Regions from separate parts of the Homo sapiens genome. Here region 2 is linked to region 1. Evidence: chromatin contacts called from ENCODE Hi-C or POLR2A ChIA-PET data. All regions are on one chromosome and are shown on one strand. Each heading gives the region's core, a stretch centred on a gene start or an enhancer-like site at or near the end of the contact. The rest is flanking DNA. Distances are from core to core; before and after follow the strand shown.

Region 1 (7,642 bases), core at 3,438-5,937:
TCTTATTAACATAGGAAAGAGATTGTGTTTCATTGGGCATAATGTTGTTGATTTGGAGTATGTGTTGACACGTGACTGGAGAAACCCCAGAGTAACATTAGAGGATCCATTTAAGGCCTCCAGACAAAGCAGAGGTTGTATGGAATCCAGCCACCAGCACAGCAGGTTTGTAGTATATACCATTCCAGGAATATTGGGCAGAATACCAAGGCTTTTGATGCAAGGTGAGGGAGGAGTTCGCCTTTTGTCTGACTTGGCAAAGATAGATCGCTTAGTGTGGTCAAAGGAAGCCCAGGTTGGATTGCAAGTGTTGTTGTTGTGGCCCATTGGTAACAATATAGCCATTCAGAAATGTTGTCAGGGATGATTCTCCAAGGTAGCCATTTTTGGCATCCTCCTGCAACTCGACGTATAGCCAACATTGATTGTGGTTGGCTTCTGTTGCAGCGGTGGCTAAAAAGTTGATGAATTTATTCTTGGCCTCAGACACAAAGACACAGGTGCTGACCATTAGTAGATAGGTTATTCCCTGTAATAACAAAAACAGAGGGGAAATGATATTGTTTTTCATCTTTAGGAAATTGTACTATGCCTTCCTTTTCTGCTTTCATAGCTACAAGGTCACTAGCCTTAGGGTTGGGATCTGAGGGACGCCGTACCCATATTTTGACTCCAGGATTTAAGCTACCTGTACCAGGGGATCTGAATCCCCCAGTTCTGTATGTAGACTCTGTTGGACAAAGATTTCCTCAGGGGTTAATTGTTCACAAGGTACCACTAACAATTGAGCAACAAGCATCTGTGGTTTTATAGCAAAAGAATCTGGAGTGTTATTGTATAAAATGACCTTTAACTCTCCCTGGTAATCCCTATCAGTTATACCACCATACACTATAATGCCTCTCATTGCAAGGCTTGAACATGTTGTAATCCATTTACCCACATTCAAGATCGCAGTTATGGTGGAAATTTTTGCCTGTTGATCTTCCTGCTGATTAAATAGTCTGTCAAGAGAAAGCAGAGATGCATGAACATCAACATGGAAAACAGGGCCGGGCACAGTGGTTCATGCCTGTAATCCCAGCACTTTGGGAGGCAGAGGTGGGTGGATCATGAGGTCAAGAGATTGAGACCATCCTGGCCAACATGATGAACCCCGTCTTTACTAAAAATACAAAAATTAGCTGGGCATGGTGGTGCGCACCTGTATTCCCAGCTACTCGGGAGGCTGAGTCAGGAGAATCACTTGAACGTGGGACGTGGATGTTGCGGTGAGCCCAGATCACGCCACTGCACTCCATTCTAGCGACAGAGTGAGACTGAGTCTAAAAAAAAAAAAAAATTAGCTGGGCGTGGCAGCCCGTGCCTGTAATCCCAGCTACTTGGTAGGCTGAGGCAGGAGAATGGCATGAACTCGGGCGGTAGAGGTTGTAGTGAGCTGAGATTGCACCACTGCACTTCAGTTTGGTGACAGGGCTAGGAAAAAACCAACAACAACAACAAACAATATGGAACACAGTGGTATGTGTTGTGCACCAGGATTCAGATACCTTACCAGCATTGTTCTCGCCAAACCTCTTTATTCCCAATTAGCCATTTGTTTCATTGCCACTGGGGCATCCATGTGGTAAGACCATTTGCTACTGAGCAAGAGTTCGTATACAAGTGACAAATCCCTCTGGTCTCCTCCTGAATAGCTCAGAGGATGGCTGCCAGTTCAGCTAACTGAATGCTCCCACTCCTTCCTTCATCAGAAATGCTTATGTATTTAAGAGGATTATAAGCCACAGCCTTCCAGCATTGGGTCCCACCAATGTATTTGGTGGGTCCATCAGTAAACCAAGTATGTTTCTGATCCCATTTGATGGGCGGTTGGGGAGGGGGGTGTTTACCTCTCTATCTGCAGGACTCGTTCAGTGTTTCCTGAGCTGGCAAGTTTTGTCCATCCTCATGTGAAAGTGATACCCTCTTTGGTTTTGGCTTAGGCTGGTTTTGTATGTGCCATTTCCATTATATGATGCTACTTTCTTGGGTGTGCCCTATCTGGTGGGTTTTGGGGGAACTCATGTCTCAAGTCATAATAGGAATTTCAGGTCTCATAAAAACATCATGGTTGAAGCATAGGTGTTCTATTTCCAGCAAAGCTCAATAGCAAGCTAACAGTTGCTTCTTGAAAGAGGTATAAGCTTTTCCTCCCTCTGGTGGTTTCTGGGTCCAAATCCCGAAAAGTACCCTCTTCCCATCTTGTTTCTGCCCAAGGCTCCAATTAGCATATTGATCTAGGACAGTTACTTGCAGTTCTACTGGCCCATCCCGTATGGGCCATAGATCCAGGGCCAGTTGCACTGCTTGTTTAGCTTGTTCAAAGGCCATGCTCTCTTTCTCTCCCCAGTGAAAGTCATAGCGTTTTCTAGTGGCTGCATGCAGAGGTTGTAAAATGTTACCCAAGTGGGGAATATGATGTCTCCAGAAACCAAACAAGCCAGTACATTAGTGGTAGGGGTTGCAAAATCTAGTATTTTAGCCTTAGCCTTTGGTAAAATGGACTATTTATTTGCATTCCATAAAATGCCAAGGAATTTTATACTTTGTGCAGGTCCTTGAATTTTACTAGGGTTAATTTCCCATTTTTGAAATAGGAACTGGGTTTTTACCTGCTCGAAGCCCCGGCTGACTAGTTCTTCAGTTTTATCCTGACTGGGCCACCTGGACAGCTGCTTTTTTCAGCGATAGGCTGATAGCTTTGAGCTTTATCAGTCAAGACATTGACTGGCATTGGGCCAGTCTGGAAGTCAGATTAGCATTTTCCTTTTCCGCTTACATTTATCTTGTAGCAACCAGCCCCTATCACGATACATTAACTTATAAGCAGTAAGCAAACACCATCCACTCCGGGAGATCCCTCAGCATCTCCTTTGCTGACTGGAATCCCCCGCAGCACTTCCCGCACAGTCAAAGGTTTAAACTGCACTAATTTAGATTCCCAATTCCCACAAAAACCAGTTCCCCTTGACCATTTAATCACCAAGAGGGAGAACTGGGGGAGTTCCCATCCCAGGATATGGGAAGTCCCTGAGCCCTCCAGCCCTGTCCTTCTAGTCAAAAAGGGGTACACTTTTGTTTTCAAATCCTATTTGTGATGCCAAAAATGTTCTGTGAGGCAAATGTGAGAGGGGAGAAACAAAGACACACACACAATACCATTAAGGGTAAACAACTTTTATCCCACGTAAATGGCAATGCAGACATAATAAAGTAATAATATAATAAGCAAATGATATAATAAGCAAATAAATATAATAAGCAGATTGATGTAATAAGCCAATCTTAATAAGACGAGGAAATGGGAAAAGATATATATATATATATATATATATATATATATATATTTTCCCTCACCAGACTATGGGGGATTCACCACCAGAGAGGGAGGCAACAGCCACAGCTCTAGAGTCAGCCACCCGTCCATCGTACACAGACAAGGAGAGGTCTTATGAAGCTTCAGGGCGGTCTGGGACCTTAGCTCTTTTGTAACGAGTTGTTTGGCATAAGGCCCAGTGATGAGAGCCCTTCACGACTTGCCTCAAGGAACACAAAAAGGTCAACCTTTTTTTGTGATTGTCTATTGTTTTTCAACAACTAATATATAGGAATAGATTGAAATAGAGATTTCTTCAATACAGCGCTGGATGAACACCTCAGGGGCTCACACAACCTGTTCTGGGACTTGGTGACAATTGTTTGTGTCCACATTCAATTGAGTTCAGATTTAATATGTGACTTTTCCTCCACAAATTCCCCTGTCTTGATGAATCGGCTCTGTCTAGGCAAAGGGTAAAATAAACCCCTTGGGCTGTTACACAACCTCCGCCTCCTGGCTTCAAGTGATTCTCCTGCCTCAGCCTCCGGTGTAGCTGGGACTACAGATGTGCACCCCCACACCCAGGTAACTTTTTATATTATTAGTTATTATTATTATTTATTAGTTATTATTAGAGATGGGGTTTCACCATGTTGGCTAGGCTTGTCTTGAACTCCTGACCTCAAGTGATCTGCTCACCTTGGCCTCCCAAAGTGTTGGAATTACCAGCGTGAACTATCCGTGCCTGCCTCTAAATGATTTCTATCTCCTATAGCTGTTGGAAATTAAAGATTGTTTCAAATTGAAAAAATAAAAAGAATGTGGACAAAAATAAAATATAAATAGTTTTTTAAAATTACGAGATATTACAAAATATATATGTAAATCTGGAGTGCTCAAAAATGACAAATTTGATTTATTTATAAGGTTTTATTAAAATTAGCTTTAATAGATTTTACCATTACCAAAGTAAAAGTTGATTTTCTGTTGAACAAAAATTTTATGTATTATTAATGACAGCAAAATACTTCTGTTCACCTTTTTAATACATTCAACAAGAAAGAGAGTAAACAAGAGATAAAATATTCCCATGCTCTGGGGTGGGCCTGGCTCAGCTCAGGGAGGAAGCACTGTTTGAAAAGCCAGCTGCTTAGGCTGGCACTCTTTGTTCACTTAACCCAGCATCTGATCATATCTTCTGTCACTCAGGGCCTGAGGGGGCGGGGATTTAAGCATTATCCAATCAGGGACGCTGGGCTGGAAGCCGTCCAATCAGGCACGCAGCCAGAGTGAAGCGGAAGGCTTCCGGGTTTTGCGGGGCCTTTGTCTCTGCAGCCGGAGCTCCAGGTCTTGTCTTCACTGCTGTGTGTCCTCTGCTCCTAGAGGCCCAGCCTCTGTGGCCCTGTGTCCTGCAGGTATTGGGAGATCCACAGCTAAGACGCCCGGGAGCCCCTGGAAGCCTAGAAATGGTGAGAGTGCCGGTCCGACATCCCGAGAGAGGGGGATAGGCTGGTTGGAACCGGTGGGAAGTGGCTGTGGCGGGACTCAGGCCTCTGCGCAGTCAGCTCCACAATCTGCACCCTGAGTTCTCCTTGCCCAGCTCGGCCTCAGTCCCGTTCAGCCATAATTTGGCGGCTACGCTGACAGCCGGGCCCCCTGGCGTCCTGTGTCTTCCCTGCGTAGTGACTGCTCTGGCCTGGAGCGCTCCGTGGGCAGCTCTGCAACCGCAGCCTCCCGTCTCTCCCAGAATGTGCAGGGACCACCAGAGGGTCGTCAGGGGAGAATCCTGACTCGGGGTGCAGGTTCATGAATGGGAAGAGCTTTGGTCCGTGGAGTTCACAGTTTCTGTTTTCTGCTATTCAAAATTTATGGGGCCGGGCGCAGTCGTTCACGCCTGTAATCCCAGCACTTTGGGAGGCCGAGGCAGGCGGATAACTTGAGGTCAGGACTTCAAGATAAGCCTGGCCCAAATGGGGAAACCCCATGTCTACTAAAAATGCAAAAATTAGCTGGGTGTGATGACAGATGTCTGTAATCACAGCTTCTCGGGAGGCAGAAGTGAGAGAATCGCTTGAACTCCGGAGGTGGATGTTGCAGTGAGCTGAGATCTTGCCACTGCACTCCAGCCTGCGCGACAGTGAGACTCCGTCTCAAAAAAAAAAAAAAAATTCCTGGTTATGTAATTACAGTTTAATTGGCAGTTTATAGTTGCTTAAGCCTGAATTTTGTTTCCCCTAATGTAGTAATTTCCCAAAAAATGCACATGAGCTTAGATTTTTTTTTTTTTGAGGTAGAAATCCAGGGACTAGAGCTTCTTCAGTCTAATTGCCTGCCACTTAATTATTTTCACACGCCACAGCGGACTGATTTTCCCTGGCATTTTCCACATGTGTCTCAAGCAAGGCCTCAAGTGTACCCCATGTTCCTCAATTTATTATTTTTATTTTTTTTTTTTTGAGACGGAGTCTCGCTCTGTCGCCAGAGCTGGAGTGCAGTGTCAGATCTCGGCTCACTGCAACCTCCGCCTCTCAGGTTCAAGCATTCTTCTGCTTCAGCCTCTGGAGTAGTTGGGGCTATGGGCACGCGACACCACGCCCAGCTAATTTTTGTATTTTTAGTAGAGATGGAGTTTCAGTATGTTAGCCAGGAATGCTAGTTACCAAGGAAAAAAATAGGGAAAATCTCTCTTCCATTTTGGCTGTAGACAATGAATATATTTCCACAGGAAAATGTGGTAGATAATTGATGAGTTACATAGATTCGTCAACACATTAGTTCCTCTTTTTGCAGGGGAAATTTGTGACAGTGAATATCTCAGTTCTATATCCTGTTGAGTTCTGAGTTAAATGCTAAATTATATGTGATGAAACATGGTACCTTCTAGAAGTGTTCCCATATGACTAATTTTTTACTACATTATTTTATTTATTTACTTTTTTTTTGAAACAGAGTCTCGCTCTGTCAACAGGTTGGAGTGCAGTGGCGTGATCTCGGCTTACTGCAGCCTCCACCTCCTGGGTTCAAGCAATTCTCCTGCCTCAGCCTCCTGAGTAGCTGGGATTACAGGCACGTGCCACCACACCCAGCTAATTCTTTTGTATTTTAAGTAGAGAGGGGGTTTCAACATGTTGGCCAAAATGGTCGTGATCTTCTGACATCGTGATCTACCTGCCTCGGCCCTCCAAAGTGCTGGGATTACAAGCATGATTTGCCGCACCAGGCCTACTTATTTTTAAGATAAATAATAAAATAATACATATATTTTCTGAAAGAAGTAGATATATTTACTTTTCTTATGGAGGTATCACATGCAAGCACCTTAGCCAGGTGCAGTGGCTCACGCCTGTCATCTCAGCACTTTGGGAGGCCGAGGTGAGTGGATCACTTGAGGTCAGGAGTTTGAGACCAGCCTGCCCAACATGATGAAACCCCATCTCTACTAAAAATACAAAAATTAGCCGGGTGTGGTGGCATACGCCTGTATTCCCAACAACATGGGAGGCTGAGGCACAAGAAGGTCTTGAACCGGGGAGGCAGAGGTTGCAGTGAGCCAAGATCATGCCATTGAACTCCAGCCTGGGCCACAGGGTGACTCCGTCTCAAAAAAAAAAAAAAAAAAAGTAAGCACTTCCTTCTTATGTAAACACTGTGTTTGAGTAATTTCCCTGGATTTTTCTAACACTTAGTTTCAAAAACCAAGTGAATAACTCTGACATGGAAATCAAAGCTTGAACCTAGTGACTCCAAGCTAAGGCTGATATTAAGCCTGCAACAGGATGTTACTAAAGACTCAGTTTTTTTCTGGGGAGCCTCCCCTGCACATGTCCCAGCCTGCTCACCCCAGCCATAGAAGGAGGCTTTATCCTGAGAGAAGCTACAGAGCCCTGGAAAGCTGGGGCCCCACAGGCAGATGCAGCTGAGGTTAAGATGAAAGGAAACTTAGAGGGTCTTATTGATGATGAAGTTGTTATGTTTTGTGGCACTTTCTACACTTTGTAAAATAAAAAATATTAATTTATGTTAAAAAAATGAATTCCAAAAAAAATTGCAACAGCAGAAAATACCAACTAATTTAAGATCTTTATGGCTTGCAAAGATGTAAGCAGAAAAGGGCTTTCTTTTTTAGGGAGGAGCAAACAAGATTAGAAAGGAGGTGGGAGGTGAATGGCAAACGGAGAGTGAAAAAGTCATATTTTAGATCAGAGGATGTCTTACCCTGAAATCAGCATGTTCTTAGGAGGGACATAAAATGGGGTTGTATGCTGACTCAGACTGAGGGTA
Region 2 (7,642 bases), core at 1,913-4,412, 3.1 Mb before region 1:
ACTCTTTCACCCAGGCTGGAGTGCAATGGCATGATCTCGGCTCACTGCAACCTTCACCTCCCAGGTTCAAGCAATTCTCCTGCCTCAGCCTCCCAAGTAGCTGGGATTACAGCGGCTTGCCACCACGCCTAGCTAATTTTTTGTATTTTTAGTAGAGACAGGGTTTCACCAAGTTGGCCAGGCTGGTCTCAAACTCCTGACCTCAGGTGATCCACCTGCCTTGGCCTCCCTAAGTGCTGGGATTACAGGTGTGAGCCACTGGGCACGGCCTAGACCCCTAACTTTTGGATGCTACAGAGGGTCTATGCAACATCCAAAAGAGTAAAAAACGTAATTATTTGATATGTTAAATTACATGAAAAGCATTGTTGAATTAAAGATAATGTTTGATCTTCTTCAACTTCTATTTTAATATATATTAACATTTATTTCATAATATTATGAAATTTCTAAAAATCTTATATATCTGAGTATAAGCTATTAGTCATAATTATGGTTATGATAAGTTATTGCAGGTCACAGACATAATAAGTTTGTTTCATTTGTTTCTTTATAATTATTTGAAGTCATTTCTACAGTTAATGGTTTAATTCTGATGTAGTTTCTACAAACTTCAAAAACATGCAAAATCCTAGAGTACTGTGTCTGTAAGGAGATTCATGAAAAGATGAAAATAGCCCAGACAAGTTGAGTACAGGTTTCTGATAATTTTAAAATTATATTGTTTGGACTGGGTAAGGATTGTGAGAATTCTAAAGAACACACTGATTCATAAAACTGCTAATTCAGGAAAAACAAAAATAGTTGAACATCAGGAAAATACTCTGCCACTTTTTTTTTTTTTTTTTGAGACAGAGTCATGCTCTGTCACCAGGCTGGAGTCTCAGTGGCGTGATCTCAGCTCACTGCAACCTCCGCCTCTCCAGTTCAAGCGATTTTCCTGCCTCAGCCTCCCGAGTAGCTGGGACTGCAGGCATGTGCCACCACACCCAACTAATTTTTGTATTTTTAATAGAGTCGGGGTTTTGCCATGTTGGCCAGGATGGTCTTGATCTCTTGACCTCGTGATCTGCCCTCCTTGGCTTCCCAATGTGCTGGGATTATAGGCATCAGCCACTGCGCCTGGCCTCTGACACATTTTTGTGTTAAATAAACCAGTACTAAAATTTTTTAGATATGCCATTTGAATAAACTTTGTGATTCAAGTCAGATTACCTATGATTACCCCTCAGTTATCAGTGTTATACACCTAAATTGAAGAAACAAACCTGATATTTAAGCAGACATAAATTCAGTAATAAATGTGAACTCATGGAGAACCTAGACAGCCAACAGCCACTTGCTCATTCCTGAGTTTGGAAGGGCCCTTCTGAATTGTGAGATGATGTACCCAAGGTTAAAGGTCCTGAAGTGTTCCCGAAGGACATGTTGACTCTCATACTTGGGCCAGGAATATGTCACAATATTTTCTGAGGGCAGGGACCAGACAGGAGTGTCACATCACCTAAATAGGAATATGTTACAACCTTCTCCTGACAGCAGGACACAGGCAGCAGAGTCACATCACCTGGGTGCTGAGCCCAGCAATAGGTAACAATGCTTTCTGTGGCTCAAGGCCCAGGCAGGAGAGACACATCACCTGCTACCTAGGCTTAATGATAAGTCACAATTTTTCCTGTGGGCAGAGTGCAGGGAAAAATGGACAGTTGCATCTCTTAGGTGATTGATGCAGAGATATGTCACAAGGCCCTCTGTAAAAAAGGCTCAGGCAAGGGCCTCCCATTTTATATATGTTGGGCCTAGTAATATGTTCTATTGTGCAAAATATTCTGGGCCTGGGTAAAAGAAGAGAGCCACATAACCTGAATGCAGAACTTAGCAATATGTCATGATGCACCCTGTGGGTAGCGCCAATGCAAGAAAAAAGACTCACATTACCTTTATTCTTGACTTAAAGTCTTATGTCTTGTAAGAGAATATTGAATAATGCAAAAATACATGTAGACATGTCTGCGTGTGATTGGTGCTTATACTCACACAGTTCACCACACCACAGGAGAAAACAGATAACCACAGGCTGACCGTTAGGGCCAAGGCCAAATAGCAAAATAAGTTTGCCTTTAATCTATTTTCTCCATATCTAAACATTGGAGGTTAAGACTGTGGACAGATCTGAAGATACAGAGTTTTCTTGTTTTGTGGCTTCATCATTCTTTGTTCACTGTCTGATGTTTGGAATTAAGGTGAGCAACAGGTGGGCAGCAGTAGTTAATAAAATAACCAGAGGTAACCACAGGTCGACCTGTGGTTATTTTATTCTATCTGTCCTCTGTTCTTTCTATGGTCACTAACTGTTTTTTCCTTGGAATTGAAGAGAGATGTTGGTAGAGAGAGGCTGTCCCCTCACCTCTGGCAAAAAAGGGATGTTCAGGCTCTTCTTCACCCCCCTGACATCAGAGCTGCATTTTAATGTGGCAGCTATTGGCCACGTGTGGCTACTGGGTGCCTGGAATGTGGCTGGTCTGAATTGCAATGTGTTAGGTAAAATAGAGTTATTTTCAAAGATTTAGTTCCATATATGTGTGTGTGTGTGTGTGTGTGTGTGTGTGTGTGTATACACATATATACATATATATGTGTATTTCATCAATAATTTCATATTGCTCTCATACTAAAATGATAGTACTTTGGATATATTGGGTTAGATTGTTACAATCAATTCCACTTGTTTTTTTCTTTTTAAAGTTTGACTACTAGAAAATTTAAAATTCACATGTGGCTCACATTTTATTTGAGGATTGCCTCTTTTTAAAATTCTCAGGCTGCCTACTCAAAGGACCAGAAGCCAGGAAGGTCATAAAGTCTGAAATTCTAAAATAATTATTATTATATTATTTTTCTTTGTGAGTAGCCATATATCATTTATAAATGTATATGACCTTATACACAAGGTTAAATACAAATACCCTATGGGATGGGCCTGGCTCAGCTAAAAGAGGAAGCCCCGGCTGAAAAGGCTGCAGCGCAGGCTATCAGTCTTCACTCAGCCCAGTGTCTGATCACATCTTCTGTCACTCAGGGCCTGAAGGGTCAGGACCTTAAACGTTGTCCAATCAGGCACGCTGGGCTGGGAACCGTCCAATCAGGCACGCAGCTGGAGCAGACAAGATGGCTTCCGGGATTTGGCGGCGCCTTTGTCTCTCGCTGCAGCCGGAGCTCCAGGTCTCGCTTTCATTGCTCTGTGTCCTCTGCTCCTAGAGGTCCAGCCTCTGTGGGCCTGTGACCTGCAGAAATTGAGAGATCCACAGCTAAGACTCCAGGACCCCCTGGAAGCCTAGAAATGGTGAGAGTTACGGGTGCGACATCCCGAGAGGGGGAAGGGGCTGGTTGGAACCCGTGGGAAATGGCTATGGCGGGACTCAGGCCTCCCCGCAGTCAGCTCCACAATCTGCACCCCGAGTTCTCCTTCCCCAGCTCGGCTCAGTCCCCTGCAGCCATAAGATGGCGGCGCGCTGACAGCCAGCCCCGGGGCATCCCGTCTCTTCTCTGCCTAGTGACTGTGCCCTGGCCTGTAGCCCTCTCTGGGCAGCTCTGTACCCGCAGCGCCGCATTTCTCTCAGATTGTGCAGGGACCACAGGAGGGCCGTCACCGGAGAATCCTGACTCAGGGTGCGGGTTCATTAATGGGAAGAGTTTTGGTCCGTGGGGTTCCCAGTTCCTGTTTTCTCCTATTAAAATTTTATGGGAGGGCCGGGCGCGGTGGCTCAGGTCAGTAATACCAGCACTTTGGGAGACCGAGGTGGGTGGATCACCTGAGGTCAGGAGTTCAAGACCAGCCTGACCAACATGGTGAAACCCCGTTTCTACTAAAAATACAAAATTAGCCGGGCGTGGTGGCACATGCCTGTAATCCCAGATACTCAGAAGGCTGAGGCAGGAGAACCGCTTGAACCCGGGAGGTGGCGGTTGCAGTGAGCCGAGATGACGCCATTGCACTCCAGCCTGGTTAACAAGACCGAAACTCCGTCTTAAAAAATATATAAATAAATAAGTTAAATAAATAAATAAATTATGGGGATCACCACAAAAATATTGGAGAATTTAATCAAAGAGTGATTCAAAAATTGTGGAGCATTCAGCTGTGGTTTGGAGCTTGTGACTTTATGAGAGCAGCTTGAAGGAAAGACTTTTAAAGGTACATGATGAAGAAAACCAAATTAAATAATTGGTTAGGTACAGTTCATAGTTACTTGACTTGTACAATTAAGGTGGACATTTCCTGGTTATGTAATCAGAGGTTAATTGGCAGTTTATGATTGGTTAAGCCTAAATTTTTGTTTCCCTCAATTCAGTAATTTGCAAAAAAATGCATTTGAGTTAGAGTTTTTAAAAAATAGGAACCCAGGGACTAGAGTAACCTCCGTCTAATTGCCTGCTACTTAGTTATTTTCACACTCCACAGGAGACTGATTTTCCCCTGCATTTTTCACAGTTCTCTCAAGCTGGGTCTCAAGCCTACCCCTCATCCCATTCCTCCAGACTAACTATGACTTGCAGTAAAATACTAAATTTCCAGTTTCTTCTCACATTCTCAAATGCCAGCTTCCCCTTTCTAATTCACATTATCAACTATTTGTCTTTTATTGTACACTTTAGATACTGTATTTTAACTAAGCATTTTTTGACATTGAATGGCACTTAAAAAAATCGTTTTCTGTTTGAAAATATTTTTTATGAGAAGAAAAAGAAGAACAATTCCCTGATACTGTATTGTAAAAAATCTTTTCGCCTCATTTTTAAAAATCTTCTCTAGGCACAGAGATAGTATCAGAATATTTTTGGGTCAAGGTTTCCCTTTGGAAACTTTATGGGTGATGTGGCCTCAGCCACCTTCAGTTTTTTCTGGTCCTGGGCTTCAGTAGTTTCTGTGAATAAACCAATATATCTACCATGGCTATGTCTGCTCGAGTGTCTAGTGAATATAATCTACTGGGTTATTTTCTTTCATAAAACAACCTGAGGTATGGAGTGTAGCCTCTCAATGGAAACAGATGAATGCCCTTGGACTGATAGGACTCTCCCCTGCGCTCTTCCTTTGAAAAACTAACCCTTGCGTGCACGGTGGTGCACACCTGTAATCCCAGCACTTTGGGAGTCTGAGGCGGTGGATCACCTGAGGTCAGGAGTTCGCGACCAGCCTGACTAACATGGTGAAACCCCATCTCTACTAAATACAAAAAAATTAGCTGGGCGTGGTGGTGGCTGCCTGTAATCCGAGCTATTTTGGAGGCTGAGAGCCGAGATCGCACCATTGGATTCCAGCCTGGGCACCAAGAGTGAAACTCCATCTCAAAAAAAGAAAAACTAAGCCTTTGAGACATGAAGATTGCCTTTACTCAACCCAGCTTCCATTTCTTGGAGACATATTGCTGGTCAGCCAATCAGATGCTGGTATTGAGGGAAAAACACAGAGATAATTTCTGTCCCCTGAATTGTCTAAGATTTGTGAAAGAAAAAATAGCATTTCAAAAGACAAAAAAAAGTGACCTCAGTGAAATGATGCAAAAACTTGCAAAGTAAAATGCACTTGGGGCAGTCACTGAGGCATAGTGCAGTGAGAGGGTGGTCATTGAGCACTTAAGTGAGCAGGATGGGGTGGGAGAATCTCTCAAGTGATTGGTGACCTGACTTGACACATGAATTAGACACACCTGTTTTCTTTTTTTTTTGAGATGGGGTTTCACTCTTGTTGCCCAGGCTGGAGTTCAATGGTGCCATCTCGGCTCATGGCAACCTCCGCCTCCCAGGTTCAAGCGATTCTCCTGCCTCAGCCTCCTGAGTAGCAGGGATTACAGGCATGCACCACCATGCCCAGCTAATTTTGTATTTTTAGTAGAAACGGGGTTTTCCCGTGTTGGCCAGGCTTGTCTCAAACTCCCGACCTCAGGTGATCCGCCCCTCTTGGCCTCCCAAAGTGCTGGAATTACAGGCATGAGCCACTGCCCTGGGCCAACACATCTGTTTTCTAATCAGCATTGCCACTCCCTAGTTTGTCACCTTGAAAAGATTAGTGCACTTATTTTGACTTTAGTTTTTTTTTTTTTTTTTTTTTGAGACGGAGTCTCGATTTGTTGCCCAGGCTGGAGTGCAGTGACATGATCTGGGGTCACTGCAAGCTCTGCCTCCCGGGTTCAAGCCATTCTCCTGCCTCAGCCTCCCGAGTAGCTGGGATTACAGGTGCCCGCCACCACGCCCAGCTAATTTTTTTGTATTTTTAGTAGAGACGGGGTTTCACCGTGTTAGCCAGGATGGTCTTGATCTCCTGACCTCGTGATCCGCCCTCCTCAGCCTCCCAAAGTGCTGGGATTACAGGCGTGAGCCACCACGCCCAGTCAGTGACTTTAGTTTTTTTAAATGTAAATTGCATTTTATTAGTAGCATTTGAAAGGGAAGAAAATATGTGCAAAGAGCATGTAAGAGTTGGGTTTCAGAAAAAAAAAATTTAATTATATATTCTATTTGTTAAAAGTTTTTATTTACCTTTTTCTTTCCCAGAGTGAGTTTAGAAAATTTGTCAGTTGTGTTTATGGCTGGGTAATTTCAAACAGAATTCCAAGGTTTAGCTGTTAGAATCCTACTAAGGAAAAGAATAAGGGCCAGGTGGGGTGGCTCACACCTATTATCCCAGCATTTTGAAAGACTGAGGTGGGCAGATCACGAGGTCACGAGTTCAGGACCAGTCTGGTCAATATGGTGAAACCTCATCTCTACTAAAAATACAAAAATCAGCCGGGCATGGTGGCACGTGCCTGTAGTCCCAGCTACTTGGGAGGCTGAGGCAGGAGAATCGCTTGAACCCAGGAGGTGGAGGTTGCAGTGAGCCGAGATCGCACCACTGCACTGCAGCCTGGGAGTCAGAGCGAGACAATCTCTCTTCCTTTTTGGCTGTAAAAATTAAATACCTTTCCACAAGAAAATGTAGTAGATAATTGGTGAGTTACATAGATTCATGAAAACATAGTTCCTCTTTTTGCACCATAAATTTGTGGCAGTGAATATCTGTTCTATATCCTATGATCTTGATTTCTGAATTTAATGCTAAGTGTTATGAGATGAAATTTGGTACCTCCTAGAAGTGTTCTCATATGACTAATTGTTTACTAGATAACTTTCTTTTTTTTTTTGAGACTGAGTCTCGCTCTGTTACCCAGGCTGGAGTGCAGTGCCATGATCTCAGCTCACTGCAACCTTCCGCCTCCCAGATTCAAGTGATTCTTCTGCCTCAGCCACCCGAGTAGCTGGGATTACAGATGCGCACCACCACGCCTGGCTAATTTTTGTATTTGTAGTAGAGATGGGGTTTCACCATGTTGGCCAGGCTAGGCTCGAACTCCTGACTTCAGGTGACCTGCTGGCCTTGGCCTCCCAAAGTGCTGGGATTACAGGTGTGAGCCACCGTGCCCGGCCTACTACATAACTTTTAAAATAAATAATAAAATAATACTTTAATTGTTTGAAAGGTGTAGATACTTTTGGTTTTCTTACAGAGGTATGAAATGGAAGCACCTTAAAATTTTCTTTTTATATACTAACACTGCGTTTCAGTAATTTTGCTGGATTTTTCAAACACATAGTTTCAGAC

Evidence for each region. Hi-C counts contacts between places; a loop is a spot of excess contacts on that map. ChIA-PET counts read pairs that join two places held with the same protein, here RNA polymerase II (POLR2A). Pooled maps may share reads with other maps.
Region 2: a loop to region 1 is called in a pooled map, with 11 times the contacts of the local background. The contact joins the promoter of ZNF675 here to the promoter of ZNF737 in region 1. A Hi-C loop is called at or near these places in 1 of 37 single-sample maps with no recorded cell type and 9 of 50 pooled maps. POLR2A ChIA-PET finds 5 or more read pairs at or near these places in 1 of 52 experiments (activated CD4-positive, alpha-beta T cell).

What each region holds. Positions count from the first base shown.
Region 1 is chr19:20,562,826-20,570,467 of GRCh38, reverse strand. ZNF737 (zinc finger protein 737) reads left to right here and starts at 4,687. Exons shown (of 4, transcript NM_001159293.2): 1 at 4,687-4,830. The coding sequence starts at 4,828. It overlaps LOC105372316 (a long non-coding RNA gene), which reads right to left. Exons shown (of 3, transcript XR_936408.3): 3 at 1-529. RefSeq lists enhancers at 4,835-4,884, 5,095-5,254.
Region 2 is chr19:23,682,732-23,690,373 of GRCh38, reverse strand. It overlaps ZNF675 (zinc finger protein 675), which reads left to right and starts at 3,162. Exons shown (of 4, transcript NM_138330.3): 1 at 3,162-3,343. The coding sequence starts at 3,341. RefSeq lists enhancers at 2,895-2,944, 3,235-3,624, 3,756-4,726.